Regions from separate parts of the Homo sapiens genome. Here region 1 is linked to region 2. A link is an interaction called in ENCODE POLR2A ChIA-PET data of the cell type or tissue named here. Cell type or tissue: MCF 10A. All regions are shown on one strand. Each heading gives the region's core, and the rest is flanking DNA. Links, peaks and the distances in the headings are about the cores only.

Evidence for each region. Peaks named below come from ENCODE experiments on the same cell type or tissue, not always from the same donor. Only the 100,000 strongest peaks of a DNase experiment are listed, where the experiment ranks them.
Region 1: POLR2A ChIA-PET joins it to region 2 with 10 read pairs; 8 of 35 experiments call an interaction of 5 or more read pairs at or near these places.

Annotation. Positions count from the first base shown.
Region 1 is chr1:16,098,341-16,110,485 of GRCh38, reverse strand. No RefSeq gene overlaps it. Among named protein-coding and RNA genes, the nearest start is that of FAM131C, 31 kb to the right of the region's middle. In MCF 10A, for the core only: no CTCF peak of the experiment used is centred there; a DNase peak (open chromatin) is centred at 5,585.
Region 2 is chr1:16,151,906-16,163,684 of GRCh38, reverse strand. It overlaps EPHA2 (EPH receptor A2), which reads left to right and starts at 7,616. Exons shown (of 17, transcript NM_004431.5): 1 at 7,616-7,837. The coding sequence starts at 7,753. It overlaps EPHA2-AS1 (EPHA2 antisense RNA 1), which reads right to left and starts at 8,470. Exons shown (of 3, transcript NR_187275.1): 1 at 7,930-8,470; 2 at 6,506-6,714. RefSeq lists enhancers at 1-55, 56-583, 584-1,111, 957-1,251, 1,190-1,259 and 1 more. In MCF 10A, for the core only: a CTCF peak has its summit at 8,860 (motif pointing right); DNase peaks (open chromatin) are centred at 6,664, 7,574, 8,524, 8,834 and 1 weaker place.

The DNA.
Region 1 (12,145 bases), core at 2,378-10,377, 52 kb after region 2:
CCCAGCCTGCCTGCACTCTCTATCCCAAACCTCTGGTTCTTTCCTTTGCAGCACTCATCCCCACATCGTGAGAATCTTGTTAATTCATTTAGATCCTTATTTACAGTTTGTCTACCCTCCACTTGGCTCTGAGCTCCATGATGGCCAGGGACTTTGGCTCTCGGCAGTACCCGCACACACAGTATTGAGTGACACGATTGAGACCTCACTTAGAACAGCCAGGAAGCTTTGCTTAGGAGACTTTGCTTGTTAACTAGTTTCAGTCCTGTGAGGCATGCACTGTAGTTGTGCTCATTTCACAGATGGGGAAACTGAGGTTCAGAGACAGCAAGTCATTTGCCCAAAGTGACAGCTAGTCAATGCCTGAGGTGGGATTTATGCCCAGGCGGGCTGACTCCAGGTTCACTCCCTAACCACCACACAGCACCAGGTTCACTCTCTAACCACCACAGAGAGTTGAATATATGTCTCGCCACCAGAAAGCACGTCCTGCAACCCAGGCCCCTGTCCCTCCCTCTCCCTGGAAAAGCCTCCCCACTCTGGGCCTGAAGCTCTGTTCTCAGCAGAGCTGTGGCTTCCAGAAAGAAGGGGGGGCCTCTTCACTCCAGATCAGCAGGGAGCTAAGGCTCTTGTTGGCAGGTCCCTACAATGAGGAGACTTGGGGATCCAGGTGTAGGGAGGGAGCCCCAGGTCTTAGTCACCTCAGTGGGGCTACAACCACTGAGTCACTGCTGACTCTCCCAGGCACTGGATACAGCAGCTTGTGACAGCCCTGCCCTCCTCCAGACCCAGAGCTGAGCAGGAGAGGCCTGGAAAGAAGCAGGCCCCTTCCTCATGCCCCCTGGGTGGAGCAGGGTAGGTTGAGCACTGGAGTGAGTCTGAGGGCTGTGCTAAGTCCTGCACGGGGACCTGGAGTAGCTAAGGAGGGCCCCACTCTCCCCAAGGCTAGCCTCAAACTCCTGGACTCAAGCAATCCTCCCATCTCAGCCTCCCAAAGCACTGGGATTACAAGTATGAGGCTCCATGTGTAGCCTCCCCAAAACTTCTTTTCCTGTCCTTGTCTTGCTGTCCCTTGAGGCCAGGAGTTCAAGCCTGCAGTGAGCTATGACCATGCCACTGCACTCCAGCCTGGGCAACAGAGCAAGACCTTGTCTCTAAAAAAAAAAAAAAAGTTTTGGGGAGACTGGGACAGGACCGTGCAGCTGGTGGGAGAGTCACGGAGATACCAATGCCAGGCAGAGGGGCAGAAGGGGATGAAAGGGGATAGTCTGTGGGCTCTGGGCTGGCAGGGGCCTTCTGGCTGGGAACGGGGTCAGCAAACAGCTCTGGGCCAACTTCCAAGCTCCTCCCCATCTCAGAAAGAAAGGGCTGCCCAGTTTGCACCCACAGCTTCCTGGTGAGCACTTCCTGATGTCCCTACTGTGACCCCTCCCCCATTTTGGTTGCTGTTCTTTACTGGGGGCCACCATATTGGCCAGGCTGGTCTCAAACTCCTGGCCTCAAGTGATCTGCCTGCCTTGACCTCCCAAAGTGCTGGGATTACAGGCGTGAGCCACTGCACCCGGCCTGTGAGCCATTATTCCTATTAGCTAGCATCATCTCTGAGGATTTTTATAAAATTGAGATATAATTCACATTCCATAATATTCATCCTTTTAAAATATACACAACAGTGTTGGGAGCAGGCCCCCCAAAATCTGGCCATAAACTGGCCCCAAAACTGGCCATAAACAAAATCTCTGCAGCACTGTGACATGTTCATGATGGCCATAAAGCCCATGCTGGAAGGTTGTGTGTTTACTGGAATGAGGGCAAGGAACACTTGGCCCGCCCAGGGCAGAAAACCGCTTAAAGGCATTCTTAAGCCACAAACAATAGCATGAGCGATCTGTGGCTTAAGGACATGCTCCTGCTGCAGTTAACTAGCCCAATATATCCCTTTAATTTGGCCCATCCCTTCTTTTCCCATAAGGGATATTTTTAGTTAATTTAGTATCTATAGAAACAATGCTAATGGCTGGCTTGTAGTTAATAAATACATGGGTAAATCTCTGTTCGGGGCTTTCAGCTCTGAAGGCTGTGAGACCCCTGATTTCCCGCTTCACACCTCTATATTTCTGTGTGTGTGTCTTTAATTCCTCTAGCGCCACTGGGTTAGGCTCTCCCGGACCGAGCTGGTCTCAGCAAGTGGTGCCCAACATGGGGCTCGAATCCAGGTCGAAGGGTCACCAGAGCGATGGTTGAAATGGAAAACTAACTGGAGGACACCCGAGTACTCTTAAAGCAATCCCCGTGGTGAGTAAGAAGGGGAGCTCGGAAGCATCAGGGTAACAGTGGTACAAGTGTGGGGTGTGGTTCGTTCCACCTTGGAACTTTTTCACACTGATGATGAGGAGGAAGGAGAGTATGGCGAAGTAACAGAAGAGGTTACAGAGCATGTTTATTTACCAGCTAAAGCTAAACGGCAAAGGAAGGAGAGGTTCATCCTTACCCTTCTGCACCCCCTCCTTATTATTTGGAAGAAAAAGACCCTCCTGATCTTTCTTTTCCAGAGGACACTGGGCAAAAAGTAGTTGCCCCAGTGACTGTTTGAGCAGCACCTCAAGTGACTGCTCTTAGTTCTATTCAGGCAGGAATTCAGCAAGTTAGACGAGAGGGTGATTTAGAGGCTTGGCAGTTCTCTGTTAGAATACACCCCCCAGATCAACAGGGAAATATTATAGCTACATTTGAGCCTTTTCCTTTTAAATTACTCAAAAAACTTAAACAAGCTGTAAATCAGTATGGACCAGGTTCTCCTTTTGTAATGGGGCTGTTAAAGAATGTTGCTGTTTCCAGTCGGATGATTCCTACTGACTGGGACACTCTTACTCGAGCTTGTCTAACTCCTGCTCAGTTCTTACAATTTAAAACTTGGTGGGCAGATGAAGCTTCCATTCAGGCTGCTTGCAATGCCCAGGTCCAACCTCAAATTAATATAACTGCAGACCAACTTTTGGGGGTTGGCGGCTGGGCTGGTTTAGATGTACAACTTGTCATGCAGGATGATGCCATAGAACAGCTTGGAGGAGTGTGCATTAGAGCTTGGGAAAAAAATCACTTCAGGTCGGGAACAATACCCTTCTTTTAGTGCTATGAAACAGGGACCAAGAGAACCATACGTTGATTTTATAGCTCGGTTACAGGAGTCTCTTAAAACGATGATTGCATATTCGGCTGCTCAGGATACAGTGCTGCAGTTATTAGCTTTTGACAATGCTATCCCAATTGCCAGGCTGCTCTGCAACCTATCAGAGGGAAAGGACATTTAGTTGATTGTATCAAGGCCTGTGATGGTATTGGAGGTAATCTGCATAAAGCTACTTTGTTGGCACAGGCAATGGCAGGACTGAGAGTGGATAAAGGAAATACTCCATTTCCTGGAGCTTGTTTTAACTGTGGGAAGCATGGTCATACTAAAAAAGAATGTAGAAAAAATCAGCGAGTCAGGCTGCGAGATAGGGGAAAAAAGAAAACTGCTGATCCTGAAATATGCCCAAAATGTAAAAAAGGAAAACATTGGGTTAATCAGTGTCACTCTAAGTTTGATAAAGAAAGGAACCTGATTTCGGAAAACGCCATGAGGGGCCTGTCCCGGGCCCCATTCTAAACTGGGGCATTTCCAGCTCAGGCCACTCCCTCATCCCTGTACACTGTCTGTCCCCTGCCACAGCTGGTAGTGCTGCAGTAGATTTATGCTGCACAAAAGCTGTGAGCCTTCTACCTGGGGAACCCTCGCAAAAGGTCCCAACAGGAGTCCGTGGACCCTTGCCAGTGGGGACAATAGGATTACTTTTAGGAAGGTCTAGTTTAGGTTTAAAAGGGGTACAGATACATACAGGAGTCATTGATTCAGATTACACTGGGGAAATTCAAATTGTTATATCTACTTCTGTTCCCTGGAAAGCAGAGCCAGGAGAGCATATAGCACAGCTCCTGATTGTGTCGTATGTGGGAATGGGAAAAAGTGAAATTAAACAAATAGGAGGATTTGGAAGCAGAAATAAACAAGGCAAAGCAGCTTACTCGGTGAATCAAATTACTGATAAACATCCTACCTATGAAATAACTATTCAGGGAAAGAAATTTAAAGGTTTGGTAGATACAGGAGTGGACAGTTCAATCATTTCTCTACAGCACTGGCCATCCACATGGCCAATTCAACCCGCTCAACTTAACATAGTTGGAGTTGGTAAAGCCCCTGAAGTATATCAAAGTAGTTATATTTTGCATTGTGAAGGGCCCGATGGACAACCTGGGACTATTCAACCAATTATAACTTCCGTACCTATAAATTTATGGGGAAGAGATTTATTACAATAATGGGGAGCACAAGTTCTAATTCCAGAACAATTATATAGCCCTCAAAGTCAACATATGATGCATGAAATGGGGTATGTCCCTGGTATGGGACTAGAAAAAAATTTGCAAGGTTTGCAAGAACCACTTCAAACAGAAAGACAAAGTTCCCACCAAAGATTAGGATGTCATTTTTAATGGAGGCCATTGTTAAGTCTCCAGAACCTATACCTTTAAAAAGGTTAACAGATAAGCCAATTTGTATAGAACAATGGCCGCTAAGTAAAGAAAAACTGGAGGCTTTAGAGAAATTAGTTACTGAACAATTAGAAAATGGGCACATAGCTCCAACATTTTCCCCTTGGAATTCTCCGGTTTTCGTAATTAAGAAAAAATCAGGTAAATGGAGAATGTTAACGACTTAAGAGCTATCAATTCAGTTATACAACCTATGGGAGCATTACAGCCAGGATTGCCTTATCCCATTATAATTCCAAAAAATTGGACTTTAATAGTCATAGATCTAAAAGACTGTTTCTTTACTATCCCTTTAGCTGAGCAAGACTGTGAACAGTTTGCATTTACAGTTCCTGCAGTAAACAACCTGCAGGCCTGCTAAGTGTTTCCATTGTTTTTACAGATGGGTCCAGTAATGGTAAAGCTTCTTATTCTAGATCAAAAGATAAAGTTTTGCAGATGCCCTATACTTCAGCTCAAAAAGTGGAGCTTGTAGCTGTAATTGAGGTATTGACTGCTTTTGATATGCCTATTAATGTGATTTCTGATTCTTCATACGTGGTTCACTCCACACAGTTAATTGAAAATCCTCAGTTACGATTTCATACAAATAAACAACTGATGACTTTATTTACCCAATTGCAAAACAGCAGTTAGAAGTAGAATGCACCCTTTTTACATCACTCACATTAGGGCTCATACACCTCTTCCAGGACCTTTGACTGAAGGAAGTTAAATGGCTGATTGCCTAGTCGCTAATGCAATATCTAATGCTAGACACTTTCACAATTTAACCCATGTTAATGCCTCTGGTCTTAAATGCAGATACAGCATTACCTGGAAAGAAGCTAAAGCTATTATCCAGCAATGCCCAACTTGCCAAGTGGTACATTCCTCATCTTTTACAGTAAAGGAAGAGTTAATCCTTGAGGATTGGAACCTAACTCCCTTTGGCAAGTGGGTGTCACACATGTTCCCTCGTTTGGGAGACTAGCTTATGTACGTGTATGTGTGGACACCTTTTCTCATTTTGTCTGGGCTGCATGCCAATCAGGAGAGTCTTCTGCCTGTGTTAAACGTCACCTTTTGCAGTGTTTTGCAGTGATGGGCATTCCAGCTTCTATTAAAATAGATAATGCCCCAGGCTATACTAGCCAAGCTCTAGCTACATTTTTCTCTATGTGGAATATTAAACACATTACTGGTATCCCATACAATTCTCAAGGACAAGCCATAGTGGAAAGAATGAATCTCTCCCTAAAACAGCAGTTGCAAAAGCAGAAGGGGAGACAGAGAGTATGGAACCCCACAAATGCAATTGAACCTAGCATTATTAACTTTAAATTTTTTGAGCCTGCCCAAAGGCCAAATGTTATCAGTAGCTGAACAGCATCTACAGAAACCAGCTGCAAAGATAGAAGCAGAACAACTGATTTGGTGGAGAGATCCAATAAGAAAAAGTTGGGAAATAGGTAAAATAATAACTTGGGGTAGAGGTTATGCTTGTGTTTCTCAGGCCAAAATCAACAGCCCATTTGGATACCATCAAGACACCTGAAACCTTATCATGAGCCAGATGCCAAGGAAGAGATTCCGGGAGGATCCCGAGGACCCCCCGGTTGCAGCCATGTCAAGACTGATGCTGAGGAGGACCCCAACTGTCACAAGCAACACTCGTCAAACACAGCCACCCACCTGAGGACAGATCAAGAAGCTGTCACAGATGGCAGAAGAAAACCTGAGGAAAGCGGGACAACCAGTCACAACGAGTAATTTAATGGTAGCTATGATAGCGGTTATCACCACTGCCGTGAGTATTCCTTCAATAAGGGCTGACACAGGGAACAATTATACTTATTGGGTATATTTATCAATCTTGGCTGGCAATAATGCCTGGATGCAATCACTCTATGACACAGTTACACATGCTTTCTGGTCTCAGTATTTACCATAATAAATCTGCTCCTATAATTGAGGCATACTGCCCTCAAAAACCTATTTATAAACAGGATTGGACCTATTTGTAAACATAGAAAAAATGAACCTACTTGTTTAGGAAGATTGCATTGCAGAACAGGCAGAGGTGCTGCACAACGATTCCTGTAGAATCATTATTAATTGGTCCCCTAAGGGGATGTTTAGCTTGAATTGCACCTCTCAGTCTGCGTGCCATGGCCACACTATGTTCAGATGATCTGAACAAAATGGTCAGATGGTAGAAATGATAAGAAGTATGGCAAAAGTTCCTATTATCTGGAACCATGGCAGTAGAGTGGCACCTCAACCTCAAATGATATGGCCCACTCTAGGAGCTTAACATAAGGTTTTAAAATTAAAAGAACAAATATTTAAAGCATCCCAGGCACACCTGACCTTAATTCCAGGAACTGGAGTGCTTAAAGGAGTTGAAAATGGATACAAACACTTGGAAGTTCTGTGATTTCAATGATGATTGTGCTTTTAATCTGTGTCATTTGTCTTTGTATAGTCTGCAGTTGCGGATCCTGATTCCTGTGAGAAGTAGCTCACCGTGACAAAGCTGCCTTTGCGTTTATCGATTTGCAAATCAAAGAATGGGGACATGTTGGGAGCAGGCCCCCCAAAATCTGGCCATAAACTGGCCCCAAAACTGGCCATAAACAAAATCTCTGCAGCACTGTGACATGTTCATGATGGCCATAAAGCCCATGCTGGAAGGTTGTGGGTTTACCGGAATGAGGGCAAGGAACACCTGGCCCGCCCAGGGCAGAAAACCACTTAAAGGCATTCTTAAGCCACAAACAATAGCATGAGCGATCCGTGGCTTAAGGACATGCTCCTGCTGCAGTTAACTAGCCCAACCTATTCCTTTAATTTGGCCCATCCCTTCGTTTCCCATAAGGGATACTTTTAGTTAATTTAATATCTATAGAAACAATGCTAATGGCTAGCTTGCAGTTAATAAATACATAGGTAAATCTCCGTTCGGGGCTCTCAGCTCTGAAGGCTGTGAGACCCCTGATTTCCCGCTTCACACCTCTATATTTCTGTGTGTGTGTATCTTTAATTCCTCTAGTGCCACTGGGTTAGGCTCTCCCTGACTGAGCTGGTCTCGGCACAACAGTGGTTTTTATTATAGTCACGAGGTTGCACAGCCATCACCATGGTCTCATTTCAGAACATTTTCATCACCCCAAAATGAAGCCTGTAAGCTACTCCCCATTCTCTGTCCCCCACCCTGGCAACCATTAATCCATTTTCTGCCTCTAGGATTTGCCTATTCTGGACATTTCATATAAATGGAATATACAGGCTGTGTGCAGTAGCTCACGCCTGTAATCGCAGCACCTTGGGAGGCTGAGGTGAGCAGATCACTTGAGCTCATGAGTTCAAGACCAGCCTGGGCAACATGGTGAAGCCCCGTCTCTACTAAAAATACTAACATTAGCCAGGCGTGGTGCTGGCTCACGCCTGTAGTCCCAGTTAATTGGGACGCTGAGGCAGGAGAATCGCTTGAGCCTGGGAGGTGGAGGCTGCAGTGAGCCAAGATCATGCCACTGCACTACAGCCTGGGTGACAGAGTGAGATTCCATCTCAAAAACAAAGCAAAACAAAACAAAACCCGAAATTGGAATATACAGTATTAGCTGGGCATATTGGCATGTGCCTGTAGACCAGCTATTCTGGAGGCTAAGGTGGGAGGATCTCTTGAGCCTTGGAAGTTGAGGCTGCAGTGAGCTGTGATCATGCCACAGTGCTGCAGTCTGGGTGACAGAGAAAGACCCTGTCTCAAAATAAAGCCTTTGTGATTGGCTTCTTTCACTTAGCCTAATGTTTTCAAGGTTCACACATGTAGCATGGATCAGAATTTTATTCTTTCTTTTTATGACTGAATAATGTTCACTGCATGGATTGTTGATCAAAATGTGAAATAATAGGTACTCAGTATAGACAGTATAGACCAAGAATGTGTCCAGAAGTAGGTTCTGTGAGGCACAGTATATAATTTTCTAACAGAGGGATATGCGTAGCACAAAAAGTGGGAGAAGCAGTGGGAAGCAACGGCTGCATTCCTGCAATTCTGGTCTCAGTTCCGTGACGCTATTGTGTAAGAGCAGATAAACATGCCGTCGAGCGGGTAGAGAGAAATGTTAGGCGTCTTAGGGTCTGGAGGAGGGTCTGGTGGAGGGCAACTGATTCCATCTTGACTTTTTTCTGCATCTGATAAACAGGTTTATAGCCAGCACCTTTCAGTGAAATATTTCACAAACTCCAGTCGTGCAGTTAAGAGGTCAGCTTTATATGATAGGTCTAGGTTTTATTACCCACGTGCCTGACTGCAGCCACCGTGGGCCACTATGAACATTTTCTTTTGAATTGTCCTTTTTCTGAGAGGATAGACTTTATTTTATTTTATTTTATTTTATTTTATTTTATTTTATTTTATTTTATTTTATTTTGAGATGGAGTCTCACTCTATCACCCAGGCTGGAGTGCAGTGGCATGGTTTTGGCTCACTGCAACCTCTGCCTCCTGGGTTGAAGTGATTCTCCTGCCTCGACCTCCCAAGTATCTGGGATTACAAGCATGCACCACCATGCCCAGCTAACTTTTGTATTTTCAGTAGAGATGAGGTTTTGCCATGTTGGCCAGGCTGGTCTTGAACCCCTGACCTCAGGTGATTCACCCGCCTCAGCCTCCCAAAGTGCTCGGATTACAGGCAAGAGCCACCGTGCCCAGCCGACCATATTTTATTTAGCATTCACCATTGTATGGGCTTTGGGGTTGCTCCCACTTTTTGGTTATCATGAACACTGCTGTTGTTAACATCACCTCTGTTTTTCCTTCTCTGGGGTATTCCTAGGAGTGGCATTGTTAGACCATATGGTAACTACTGATTTAGGTGGTTTTTTTGTTCGTTTGTTTTTGAGATGATGTTTTGCTCTGTCACCTAGGCTGGAGTGCAGTGGCATGATCTTGGCTCACTGCAACCTCTGCCTCCCCGATTCAAGCGATTCTCCCACTTCAGCTTCCTGAGTAGCTGGGACTACAGGTGCACGCCACCACATTCAGTTAATTTTTGTAGTTTTAGGAGAGTTGGGGTTTCACCATGTTGGCCAGGCTGGTCTCAAACTCCTGACCTCAGGTGATCCACCCCTCTTGGCCTCCCAAAGTGCTGGGATTACAGGTGTGAGTCACTGTGCCTGGCCTCGTTCAGGTTTTTTTTTTTTTGAGAGGGAGTCTCGCTCTGTCACCCAGGCTGGAGTGCAGTGACACGATCTCAGCTCACTGCAAGCTCTGCCTCCTGGGTTCACGCAATTCTCCTGCCTCAGCATCCCGAGTAGCTGGGACTACAGGAGCCCACCACCACGCCTGGCTAAATTTTTGTATTTTTAGTAGAGACAGGGTTTCACCATGTTAACCAGGATTGTCTCAATCTCCTGACCTCGTGATCCGCCCACCTCGGCCTCCCAAAGTGCTGGGATTACAGGCTTGAGCCACTGTGCCCGGCCTTGTTTAGGTTTTTGAGGAACTGCCAAACTGTTTTCCAAAGTGACTGCACCATTTTATATTCCCAGCAGCAATGTAAGGGTTCCAATTTCTCTGCATCCTCAACAGTGCTTGTTATTGTCTGTCTTTGGTTGTAGCCATCTTGGTGTGTGTGAAGGAGTGTCTCACTGTGGTTTTGATTTATATTTCCCTAATTGCTAATGATATTGTCTTAGTTCAGGCTACTATAACAAAAATACCATAGACTGGGTGGCTTAAACAGAAATCTATTCCTCACGAAGTCTGAGATCAAGGTGCAGCATGGTCAGGTTCTGGGGAGGGCTCTCTGCCTGCTTCATAGATGACTTCCTGCTGTATCTTCACAAGACAGACAGCAGAGAATAGGACAGACAGCAGGAAGAGCAGAGAGCAGGCTGGACACAGTGGCTCACACCTGTAATCCTAGCACTTTGGGAGGCTGAGGCGGGAGGATCACTTGAGCCCAGGAGTTAAAGACCAGTCTGGCCAACATGGTAAAACTCCATCTCTACAAAAAATAAAAAATTAGCTGGGCATATTAGCATGTGCCTGTAGTCCCAGCTATTCTGGAGGCTAAGGTAGGAGGATCTCTTGAGCCTTGGAGGTTGAGGCTGCAGTGAGCTGTGATCGTGCCACAGTGCTGCAGTCTGAGTGACAGAGCAAGACCCTGTCTCAAAATAAATAAATAAATAAGAAAATAAAAGAAAAAGGGAAGAGAGACAGAGAGAGCAAGCTCCTGTGTATCTTCTTCTAAGGGCACTAATCCCATTCCTGAGGGCTCCATCCTCATGACCTAATCATCTCCCAAAGGCCTCATCTCCTAACACAATCATATTGGGAGTTAGGATTTCACCCTATGAATTTGGCAGGGGGGACACAAACATTAAGTCTATGATACTGTGAAACATGTATTTGTATTTTGATGAAGTGCAATTCATGTATTTTTTCTTTGCTTTTATTTATATGTCATGTATTTGGTCTCCAACTCCATTTCCTACCACACATCTCCTAAAACGCTTAGGATCCCCAAAGTGAGATCTTTGTGTATTTTAATAAGTGGACTAATGGCTAGCTGCTCCTCAGTAGCTTTAGGCTAAGGCTGGTCACCAGAAAGACCAAGCCATGATTAAGGGGTTAGTTCTTTCAGCCCGATCTCCCAACCTCTGGGAAGGAGAGAGGGACTGAAGGTTAAATTGCTCATCGATGGCAAATGTTTTAATAAATCATACCTACGTAACGAAGCCTCCACAAAAACCCAAAGGACCAGACCTGGAGAGCTTCCAGACAGATGAACAGGTGGAGGTTACTGGAGGGGGGCGCACCCAGGGAGGGCATGGAAGCTCCGTGCCCCATCCCCCACACTTTGCCCTTTGCTTCTCTTCCCCTCCTCCCCTCTCCTCCTCTCCCTTCTCCTCTCCTCTTTTTAAAGACAGTCTGGCCAGGCGCGGTGGCTCATTCCTGTAATCCCAGCTCTTTGGAAGGGCGAGGCAGGCTGATTACCTGAGGTCAGGAGTTTGAGAACAGTCTGGCTGGCCAACATGATGAAACCCTGTCTCTACTAAAAATACAAAAAAATTAGCCAGGTGTGGTGGTGTGTGCCTGTAATCCCAGCTACTCAGGAGGCTGAGGCAGGAGAGTCGCTTGAACCCGGGAGGCAGAGGTTGCAGTGAGCCGAGATCGTGCCATTGCACTCCAGCCTGGGTGAAAGAGCGAGACTCCGTCTCAAAAAAAAATCCAGTTTTCCAAAAATCCAGTTTTCCCAATATAATTTCTTGAAAACCACCTCCCCATTGAATTTTTTTTTTTTTTTTGAGACCGAGTCTCACTCTGTCACCCAGACTGGAGTGCAGTAGTGTGATCTCAGCTCACTGAAACCTCTGCCTCCCTGGTTCAAGCAATTCTCTGCCTTAGCCTCCCAAGTAGCTGGGACTACAGGCGCTGGCTGATTTTTGTATTTTCAGTAGAGATGGGGTTTCACCATGTTGGCCAGGCTGGTCTCAAACTCCTGACCTTAGGTGATCCGCCTGCCTCAGCCTCCCAAAGCTTTGGGATTACAGGTGTG
Region 2 (11,779 bases), core at 3,780-11,779:
CCTATTTTTCAAAAAAAATTTTTTTTTTGAGATGGAGTTTCGCTCTTGTTGCCCAGGCTGGAGTGCAATGGTGCGATCTCGGCTCACTGGAGTGCAATGGCGCGATCTCAGCTCACTGCAAACTCTGCCTCCCGGGTTCAAGCTATTCTCCTGCCTCAGCCTCCTTGAGTAGCTGGGATTACAGGTGCACGCCACCTCGCCTGGCTAATTATTTTTAGTAGAGACGGGGTTTCACCATGTTGGCCAGACTGGTCTCGAGCTCCTAACTTCAGGTGATCTGCCCCCCTCAGCCTCCCAAAGTGCTGGGATTACAGGCATGAGCCACCGCGCCCAGCTGGCTATTTCTATTACTTCAAATTTACTTATCCCAAAGGTCGTGAGGAAGCACCTTCCATTCAGCTGACAGCCTTTGGGTCTGCAATGGAGGAGCGATGGGCTATCTTTTTCTTTTTTTCTTTCTTCTTTTTTTTTTTTTGGAGATGGAGCTTCGCTCTTGTTATTGCCCAGGCAAGAGTGCAATGACGCTATCTCGGCTCACTGCAACCTCCACCTCCCAGGTTCAAGAGATTCCCCTGCCTCAGCCTCCAGAGTAGCTAGGATTACAGACATGCGCCACCATGCGCGGCTAATTTCGTATTTTCAGTAGAGACGGAGTTTCTCTAGTTTGGTCAAGCTGGTCTCGAACTCCTGACTGCAGGTGATCCGCCCGCCTAGGCCTCCCAAAGTGCTGGGATTACAGGCGTGAGCTCCCGCGCCCGGCCCCCTTTTTCTTTATTTTATTTTTATTTTTTCACACACATCCCGTAGGATGAGATGCTTTTTGATTTTTTAAAAGACACCTAGTTGAAGACTGGCACTCAGAGGCCGGAGAAAAGCCTGTGGTTCCGATGGTTAGGGAAAGGCTTTGGGGGTCGAAGCTGAGTTGGGAGAGAGGAGGATGTGGCCGAATGGGGAAGGCAAGGCCGAGCAGAATGAGGGGCGCCCTCAGGGAGTCGGGGATGTTGGAAGGGGGCTGTAAATACAGGCGGGAGGTGGGCGGAACCCGCCCAAGCTACCGGGTGGCCGCCTCCCCAGTGCGGACCCAGGCTGAGGCCCCGCCCTGCCCGGAGGCTCCGCCCGCATCCAGGCCCCGCGGGCAGGATCTACCAAGAACCCACATCAAAGGCTCCCAGGAAGCGCGAGCGAGCCCCAAAGGAAGTGGCGCAGCCTCTAATCCAGCTCTGGGGGTGGGGGAAGCCCCGCAATTATTGGGGGGCTTCCTCCCGCGCTACCCCCTTTAAAACCCGGGAGCCCACATTTAAGTCTCCCCACCCCCACCTCAAATTGCCTCCTTGTTGGGGGTGAGGCTGTGTTCAGTAAAACTATTATTCAGACGAGTTTCACCCCAAAACCTCACCTGAACAGCTGAACAGTCTCTCTTTGCGGCTGCACCTGGGGAGTGTGTTCTTTTGAAAAAGATGGGGCCCTAGTTACCGCATGTTTGTGCAACACACACGTTTACTGGGCACCACTGTATGCCCGGCACCATGGGGGACGGCAAGATGGAATAAAACCGGGTCTCTGTCCTTCAGGGAGCCCCCTGCCTAAAGAGGAGGGAGTGAGAGCTGGGGTTTGTCCCGGGAGGAATTATTTATTTGGCCTGGGGGAGCCCTGTCTATTCTTCAGAAGTGACTTTTGATTGATTGTAAAGGTAGCAATAGCTAAGATTCAATGCGCATTGACTGTGTGCCCAGCACTGAGCAAAGGGCATTAGATACATGATGATCTCACTGAGTCCCAGCAGCAGCCCTGAAGGGTGGAAACCAGGATTATTGCACCCGCATGGCTCCACCAAGGCCACACAGTGGGTTACATGGAAGAATCCAGGTCTGCTGGACCCAGTGTTCATTCATTCACCAAATCTGTGTTGGGCGCACACTATAGACCAGGCACTCTCCTACCCTTTGGCAATCCGTTCTCCTGTGTTATGTATGCCAAGGCAGGTCTAGTAGGAGCTGCCCAGATGGAAGGGGCATCCAGGGAGAGGGCACAGCTGGGACAAAGGCATGAAAGTCCAGGAAGTGTTCAAAAAAGAGCAGGTCTACTCGGCTCTGGGGTAGACACACTTAACTTTTTAGTTCCACCTCTGCCATGTACCAGCTGTGTAATTTTAGTCATTTCTTCTCTCTGAGCCTCACGTTGTTTCTGCAAAAATGGAGGCAATATTAGCTTTTCCTTCCAGGGCTAGAGAGGATTAAATGAGTTTACAGAGGTGAAGTGGCCTGGCATAGAGCAGGCCTTCAAGAAATGTGGATTGAAATGAACAGAGGGGTCTGGGTGTGGTGGCTCACGCCTGTAATCCCAGCACTTTGGGAGGGTGATGGAGACCATCCTGGCTAACATGCTGAAACCCCGTCTCTACTAAAAATACAAAAATCTGGGCGTGGTGCCGCGTGCCTGTAGTCCCAGCTACTCGGGAGGCTGAGGCAGGAGAATCACTTGAACCCAGGAGGTGGAGGTTGCAGTGAGCCGAGATCGAACCTCTGCACTCCAGCCTGGCAACAGAAGGAGACTCTGTCTAAAAAATAAATAAATAAAAAATAAAAAAAAGAAATGAATGGAGGGGGCTGGGCGTGCTGGCTCACGCCTGTAATCCCAGCACTTTGGGAGGCCGAGGTGGGAGGATCACTTGAGGTCAGAGGTTCAAGACCAGCCTGGCCAACGTGGTGAAACCCCATCTCCACTAAAAAATACAAAAATGAACTGTGCATGGTGGTGTGTGCCTGTAATCCCAGCAACTAGGGAAGCTGAGGCAGGAGAATCCCTTGAACCCGGGAGGTGGAGGTTGCAGTGAGCCGAGGTTGCGCCACTGCATTCCAGCCTCGGTGACAGAGCAAGACTCCGTCTAAAAAAAAAGGAAATGAATGGAGGAAACTAATTTAGAATGTCACCATCAAATGTGAGCATCTAAGGCCAAGCACAGTGGCTTACGCCTGTAATCCCAGCACTTTAGGAGGCCGAGGAGGGCGGATCATGAGGTCAGGAGTTCAAGACCAGCCTGACCAACATGGTGAAACCCTGTCTCTACTAAAAATACAAAAATTAGCCAGGTGTGGTGGCGTGCACCTGTAATCCCAGATACTCAGGAGGCTGAGGCAGGAGAATCACTTGAACCCGGGAGGTGGAGGTTGCAGTGAGCTGAGATTGCGCCACTGCACTCCAGCCTGGGGGACAGAGCAAGACTCTGTCTCAAAAAAAAAAAAAAAAAAAAAATTAGCATCTATTGAGCAGAATGTGTGGGGAACTGTTCTACCTGTTGCTGGATTCATACCCTGCCTCTGAGGGATTTACAGTCTAGTTGAGAAGATAGTTCAGAGGCTTTGAAAAACAAAAAAGAGTTCAGTTGGTTGAGAGCAGGGTGCTGGTAGGCATGTAGCATGGAGGCCCCTGGGGCTCTAGGGGGGGCCTGATCCCTGGGGGTTTCACCCAAGAGGTAGTAATTAGACTGACCTTAAAGATCCCAGCTGCGGAGAGTTGGCACATTCCAGGACGGGGCACTGCTCTCCAGGTTCAGTGGAATTCAGAGGCAATGGTTGAGGCAGGTACCCATGAGAGTGCGCGCTGGATCTAGCCTGTCTGGGCCAGAATGCCAGCTCCAAATTTTACTTCCAAATTTGCTCTTCTGCAAAATGTGGGCAGGAGCAGTGGCCACCTCCCTGAAGGTGTCATGAGAACTAAGTGGATCAGTACAGATAAGTGCCTAGAACTGGGCCCGGCACATAGTAGTGCTTCATAAGTATTGGCTACAGTTTTTTTCTTTGCTTTTCTTTTTTTAAAAAAATTTTGTTTTGAAACAGGGTCTCACTTGGTTGCCTAGGCTGGAGTGCAGTGGTGCAATCACGGCTCATTGCAGCCTTGACCTCCTAGGCTCAAGCAATCCTCCTTCCTCAGCCGCCCGAGTAGCTGAGGCCACGGGTGCTCACCACCATGCCCAGCTAATTTTTTTTCTTTTTTCTTTTGTAGAGATGGGGTCTCACTGTATTGCCCAGGCCGCATTATTTTTTTTCTGATGCTCTTGGCCAAAGGCAGGCACAGATCAAAGGTGGGGTAAGTGAGGCCATGGCTTCAGCATTCACCTTTGTCATCTCCTTGCCCCCAGTACCCAGCCCCAGCTAAGTCCTAGCAAAGGTGGGCCCCTAAGCAGGCTGGTGGGCCGGAGGCAGGGATTGGCAGGAGAGGCAGTCACACACAAACACACACTCACTCGGGCTCCACCTGCCTGTACAGGAGCCTTGTCTGCTGCAGTGGCGCTGAGGCCCTGAGGGCTCCTTGGGGCCTTTATGGGGTAATTCCATCTCCATTAGGGCTGATTATGTCACTATAAATACCGCGTTTTGGTGCCGCTTTATAAGACTCACTGAAGAACTTTCCTCCTTAGCACCCAGTCACCTAGAGCGGGAAAGACTCTGAGTCGGACAGGAAAAGAGGGAAGGGTGTGTCATTAAATGGGTGACTAAAAGCCAGGGAAAAGCCAGGTGGAACACCCTCTTGCCACCACCTGACATACCACTCCTTTCCATAGGCCTCTGTTCACGTCACATGCTGCAGATGAGCAACACCCTGCCCTATGCTCTCAGCCCCCAACTTGTGCACATACTGCTGGGCACACGCCCCACAGCCATCAGGGCCTGCCTGCACCCCTGCCGTGTGTGTGCTTGGATTCAACCTTTTGAGGCCACACATGGAAACCCACACTTGCCACCAGAAGGACCAACCAACACTACACACAGAGACTTTCACGCAACACAGAACTCGCAACACTGTCATTCACTCATTAGTTCATTCATTCAGCGGAGGCTTGCTGAATATCTAGTATGTATCAGGCACTGTCTGTTTTCTTTTTTTGTTTTTGGCTCTCGCTCTGTCACCCAGGCTGGAGTGCAGTGCCGCGGTCTCGGCTCACTGCAACCTCCACCTCCTGGGTTCAAGCGACTTTCCTGCCTCCAACTCGAGCAGCTGGGATTACGGGCATGCGCCACCACGCCCGGCTAATTTTTGTATTTTTAGTAGAGACGGGGTTTCACCATGATGACAAGCTTGGTCTCAAACTCCTGACCTCAAGTGATCTATCTGCCTCGGCCTCCCAAAGTGCTGGGATTACAGGCGTGAGCCACCGCGCCTGGCCCAGGCACTGTCTGTTTTCTACAAACATCCCTGTCCTCCTGCAGTGTGTCCTCTAGTGACACATCTGACAGATGGAGCCTGCAAGTGGCATGTAACACACATGTACAAGCAGTGGCTTCCACACAACTCACATGGAGTCTTACACACGCCAGTGTCCCTAGCCCAGAGGCTCCAATACAACATGCAAAACACTTATCCAAACCACGTACTACACACATGCTCACACTCATCCACACACCCCATGTGCCTGTCCACAGAGCCCTGGGCACAACACATGCCCTGCTCTCCACGGATGTGGCTTCCTGTTGCTGAACCGCATGTAACCCAGTAACAGCTGAGATTTCATGCGTGCTTTCTGTAGTCCTGGCCCCTGTGGTTTACATGCATGACTTTATTTGATCTTTACAGTAACTCTCCTAAATAGGCTTTACATCTTTCCAGGAGCAAACTGAGGCTCAGAAAAGTGAAATAACTTGTTCAGAAACTCATGGGCTGACTCCACATCTACTGTGAAGTATGGCACACTCACAAATACATGCATACACAAATCCACACTCACATGCACTCATACACAAATCTCTCACACCCACATGCACACTCATACACACATCTAGACACATCCACACAATCCACAAAAACACACACAGACACACACTCATACCCAAATCCTCTCATGCCCATGCACACACACTTATACACACATATACCAACACTTTTTTCTTTTTTTTTTTGAGACAGAGTCTTGCTGGCCCAGGCTGGAGTGCAGTGAGTGGCGCAATCTCGGCTCACTGCAATCTCTGCCTCTGGGGTTCAAGTGATTCTCCTGCCTTAGCCTCCTTAGTAGATGGGATTACAGGTGAGTGGCACCACGCCCAGCTAATTTTTTTGTATTTTTAGTAGAGACGGGGTTTCACCATGTTGGCCAGGCATGTCTGGAGCTCCTGACCTCAAATGATCTGCCTGCCTCGGCCTCCCAAAGTGCTGGAATTACAGGCCTGAGCCACCCTGCCCAGTCACATACAACACTTATGTCCATACACACACTCACACACAGTCATACATACATCAACACTCTCATGTCTATACACACGAATGCACATTCAACAAAATCTCACACCCTCATACACATGCACTTATTCTCACAGGCACTTGCACACTCACAGGCTCTCAGAGGACCAAGGCTCTCCTCCCATCCTCTTGGTCAAAGGCTTTAATTATCCCCAACGCCTGTAATTAACCCTTCCTCTCTTCCTGCAGGAGAGATGTCTGGACCCGCTTCCCAAGAGTAGGCACCAAGGCGAGAGGCCAAGATGTCCACATCCGGCAGAGAAGACCCACGTACCTGGGTAGCAGGTCCCGGGCATCAAAGCGAGGATGGGGTCAGAGAGGAAGAGGTAGGCAAAGGGAGTCTGGGGCCTCCCAGGAAATCAGGCCTGCCACAGTTGCTCTTCCTGGACTGGTCAAATGGTGATTGGCCAACAGGCAGCCGTGGGTGGCTGGGCAGGCGGGCCAGAGCAAATTTCCCGTTTGTTTCACTCACACTAGCCGCTTCTGTCAGGAAGGGAGATGAGCTCATGTCTGAGGAAGTTTTGTGAAGAGGCCTTATCAAGGGGCAGGTGGTAGGCAGGTGTCCTCCAAACTGTCAAAACCTATCAACCCATGCCAGGGTCGGGGGCCAGGGGTGCCCCTTGCCCCCTTCCCCAAAAAGAAGCAGTGGTTCAAGCAGAGACCACCAGGATTCAAATCCTGCTTCTACTACCCGTGAGCTGTGCACCCTTTGGGCATGTTGTTTCTGCTCTTGGAGCCTCAGTCTCCTCTTCTGTAACATGGGGATGATGACCCCTGCCTCCCAGATGAGAATTATTAATAAATAAGATAGTGCATGTCTGATCCATTCCCAGAGGAAATGAACCTATTCTCAGATCATAGTAGGCTTATAGGCTTCTGAACAGAGATACTCTTTTTGACCATCAGCAGCTTGATATACTCTTCAAGGGTTTTAGGAAGGAGGGCATCCAGGTCTATTTCTGGGCCACTCTCTCAGGCCTGCTGCTTAGGAGGCAACTGCTTATTGGACCCCCAATCCATTTCAGCTCAGACCTTCAGGCCAGCGTTGAGCTCAGTCGCATTGAGCTCAGTCTCAGAGGTGAAGGGCAGAATGGGTATGGCTCAGCGCAAAACCATTAAACGTTTCCACCGAGGATACCAGGCTCAGAGATCCCTGGGGGCTAATCCGTAGGGGCGCTGGCGCTTTGAGACGCTCAAACTTTGGAAGGCCTGCGGGGAGCCCGCGAGTCCAGAGGGCCCCAAGGTCCTCCTCCAAACCCCTCCGGACTTCCCCTCCCTCTCCTCCGGGTGCCAGCCCGGCCCCTTTAAAGACATTCCTGAGGGCGGGCGTTGGTGACGTCACGCAGGGCATGAATGAACAGGAGTCGGTTCTCACCCAACTTCCATTAAGGACTCGGGGCAGGAGGGGCAGAAGTTGCGCGCAGGCCGGCGGGCGGGAGCGGACACCGAGGCCGGCGTGCAGGCGTGCGGGTGTGCGGGAGCCGGGCTCGGGGGGATCGGACCGAGAGCGAGAAGCGCGGCATGGAGCTCCAGGCAGCCCGCGCCTGCTTCGCCCTGCTGTGGGGCTGTGCGCTGGCCGCGGCCGCGGCGGCGCAGGGCAAGGAAGGTGAGTGCGCGCGGCGTCTGGACCCCTGGCCCCCGGGCCCCAGTGCCCCCTAGAGCCCGGCGCTCCTTGACGCGCGCAACTTTGGAACCTACCTGGTGTCGCCCAGTCCCGGCGAACTGGAGTCCGGAGGGCGCACGGGCTGCGATCGAGGCGAGCCCTGGCCCCCACCCGGGGTCATAGGGGCTCCGGAGAATAAGCGGTTTCAGCTTGGTCGCACGGGCCTCGGAGGCTGCGGAGAAGAGGACGCGGCGCAGGCCACGCGGTTGCAGTCCAGGCGGCGACTTCGGGAACGCGTCCCGGCGGGGGGCGTGGGGAGTCCCCTAGAGAAGGGGGTGTTTGGGCAGCTTTCCGCGGGCTCAGCTTCTTAGTGACCTGAATTCACTAACCCGCTTGCCGAGGTTTTGCGGAGAAGGCATACTGTGCAGGCCTCGCATTTTGGGGAGGGGGCTCGGGCGGGCGGGAGCCCCCTGTCGAAGCCCCTGTTCCCTGAGATTTTCTCCACGCCCCCCTTCACCTCCAGTCCCGGGGGAGAGCGTGGAGATAGGTTCGGGCCAATCCCTGCTCACACACTCCTTTCCCTCCTTCCCAAGCCGCACTCCCGGGCTCCCGGGGCAGGTTAGGGGCCGCGAGTGCGGACAGGAAGTCCCAAAGTCAAGCGTTCTGAGCAAGGGTGACTCAGAACGAGGAAATGCGGCAGGTGGGGGTGCGGCCTCCCAAGGTGTGGAGCTGTCAGCCCAGGGCCACCAGGGAGTCAGGACACCCGGGGGTGGGGGACTGAATCACCCACCCCCGCCCCAGTGTTCCCGGAGCCGCGCCGAGTGAGGGGCCGCAGACTTTGCTCATGGCGCAGCGGGTGCGTGGTGGGGGTGTTGTCCCTCCGCTAGGGTCAGGGCGAGGATGGGGGCTCCTGCCCTGGCCGAAGACCTTCCTGTCCACCCAGCCCAGGCCAGCTTCAATTTCCAACAGTGAGGGCAAGGCTTCCCCTCCTGCCTGGGCAGAGCGAGGTTTCCGCAGGCTCCACAAGGGGGAAGCCGGGAGGAAACTTGGGCCGGTGAGAAGTTTCCTTCTTTTTTTTTTTTTTTTTTTTTTTTGAGACGGAGTTTCGCACTTGTTGCCCAGACTGGAGTGCAATGGCGCAATCTCGGCTCACTGCAACCTCTGCCTCCCGGGTTCAAGCTATTCTCCTGTCTCAAGCCTCCCTAGTAGCTGGGATTACAGGTGCCCGCCACCAGGCGCGTCTAATTTTTGCATCTTTTAGTGGAGACGAGGTTTCACCATGTTGGCCAGGCTGATTCTGAACTCCTGACCTCAGGTGATCCACCCGCCGCGGCCTCCCAAAGTGCTGCGATTACAGGCATGAGCCACCACCCCCGGCCTGTTTCCTTCTTTTTCTGCCTCCCAAACTGGGTTTGGAGGTTTTGCTGTTCTGTGTTGGGAGGAAAAGAGGCCGGATCTGGAGCCGTTGGGCAGTGGCAGGTGTTGGGGGTGGCATCCTGTCTCAGTCTCTGGAGTGACAGGGCCCGGGTTGGGGTCTCAACCGGGACTTCTGGTTGCAGGAGCTCATGGCAAGGATTTCTGCCACCCTCAATATCCGCCCCACCAACGTTTGGTCCTCCCCCTTCCTGGGGGACTGTGGTTGGAGAGAAGGGGAGAGACAGCTGGAATCACTATAGGCCTTTCTCCTCGGCTGCCCATGGGGGGGTGGGGGATTAGGCGGGTGCTTTGCTGCTGCAGTCCCCAAGCTGGCCTGGAAGCCTGGAGCTGCCTTGTCCTTGTCCCCTGTGTCCACCTCTCCCCAGCCTGTGTGATTAAACCCCACCCCCACACCCCATGGGATGCAGGGGGAAAGGCTTGTGTATTGCACTGGGGTGGGGGTACATTTTTGCTTCGACTCTGAGTCCCCGTGAAAGAGTCCCTAGAGAAGTGTGCCTAGGTGGGGGTGGGCATGATGGCCTAGCTGGCAGCTGCTGGTTTCAGTTCCTGGGAATCAGGCTGTATGTGGTGGGTCTGCCTGGGGGTGGCTTAGGGGGCAGGCAGGAGGACACAGGTGCCTTTTTCACCTACCCCCAGGCTGCTTCAGACTTCTTTCTTGCCCCCTCACCCCTAGGCTATACTTGGTTGCCCACGTGGCTCCTGTTAGGTCATCAACAGCCACTGAATCTGCCCTCATTTTTACAAATGGGGAAACTGAGGGAGGCCCGAGCCCTTGCCAACCAGGGCCTTCTGGACAGAGGACCAGACCTGAGCATCCCGCTTCTTGGCTGCCAGAGCCAAGGCCCTGCCTGCTTTGTGGTTGGTGTCATGGTAGATTTTCCTGGGAAGCAGGCATAGCTGGGCAGGGGCCTGGGCGGGTGGCAGGGGGTGCTGAGCTGGGGTGCTGCTGATGGGAAGAGGGCTGGAGAGTGCCAGGAAGTCCTTGGTTTCTGGTTCTACCGGGGCCAAGTCTGCCCTCTGTCCCCTTTCCCTTTTCTTTCATGTTTTCCCCAGAGTCCCCACCTCCCTGCTTCCTTTAGGGATTAGCTAGTCTTGGTTAGAGAGGAATGGGGGAAGCGGGGAGGGAACCACAGCCTCGGAGGCTGCGGAGAAGGACCGGAGACCGGGAGTGGGTGGCAGTCCTGCATTTGTGGAAGAAGCTGTGGAGCAATGTGGACCCACAAAGATGGCACTTACGGTGGAACTCATGGCAAAGAAGGAGGTGTTTTTTGCTTTTTTTTTTTCCCCCCAGAAATGGGAAGGTAAGGGGATAGAGAGCTCATGGATAAGCCCTGCTTAGCCTAAGCCTCTCCAGGAAGCCGTCTGGGTCAGCCGAGGGGCTCCCAGGCTCCCACCCTTTCCAGAGAAGCGGGAGCCTCTGTCCCTGGAAGAACCTGGGGAAAGAGCCGCGCCCGCGTCAGGGCGGAGGGACCCAGCGCTGGGCGCCTCCTGTTCCTGGTGGTTGGTTCGAGGGAATTTCCCTGGGAGGGGGCCGGGGTTGGAAACCCCTGCAGGGGGGGCTCCTTCCTGTGTGAGGGCTTCTTTTCTTCTCCGATTGAGCCCTGTGCTACTTCTAGAGCCAGGCCTAGGCTGGAAAGGGAGGGCCCTCCATGCCAGGTTAACCCTTCAGAAGCCTGGTAGCGGTGAGCCCTCTCACTTGGGCACAGACCTCAGCCTCCTGTCAATCTAAGGGGGGGCTGCAGGACTGTGAGGAACCTTTGTCCTTCTACCCACCCAGCTGAAATCAGGAGCCTCCAGATTCCTTCCTGTGTAGCTGGAACATTCCATTTGCTAGTGGGGTTAGTGAGTTTCAAAGCCCCGGCCCTGGGCATGTCTGAACAAATCCCTGCCCCTGCCCACCCCGCTGCCCCCAGCCACCCTCCCCTATCCCCACAGCCTCTGTCATGGGGCCGGTGTCACATTGGATTTCCTCTTGCCTGTCTGGGCTGCCTGACCCTTCCTAGAGAGGTTTGGCCCCGGTCAGTAGTGGGGGTGGCAGCATTTCACGCCCCAGCCTGGGGGCCTTCAGCCCAGGTAGGAGGGCCATGTCACTTCAGGAGGCGGTCTTCAAGACCACCCTCAGAGCCCAGCTCCCATCTCCACAAACCAGGCCATCCCTGCTCCCAGCCTGCCTGGAGCTCTGTCCACCCTTTGAGTCCTTCTCCGGTCCTGGCCTTGAGGAATGGGGCTTCTGAGGCAGATCCCTCATGCTCCAGGGCCCAAAGGAAGCATTGACTTGGTTTCTTTACCCCCACCTTAGGGCTTTACCCTCTGAATCCATCTTGCATAGGTTCTATGCCCCGGTTTCTCCTATCTCCTTACCCTCTAGGGAGGGTAGCACTTATTGGCAGCTACCTGGACTTTACTTGGAAATAGAGTGGGGACAGTACCTAGGGTCTTAGGTTTTGTCTATGGCCTCTGAGCCTGGCAGAGAACCTGGGGTGGATCAGTGGGAGGTGCCCAATGGCA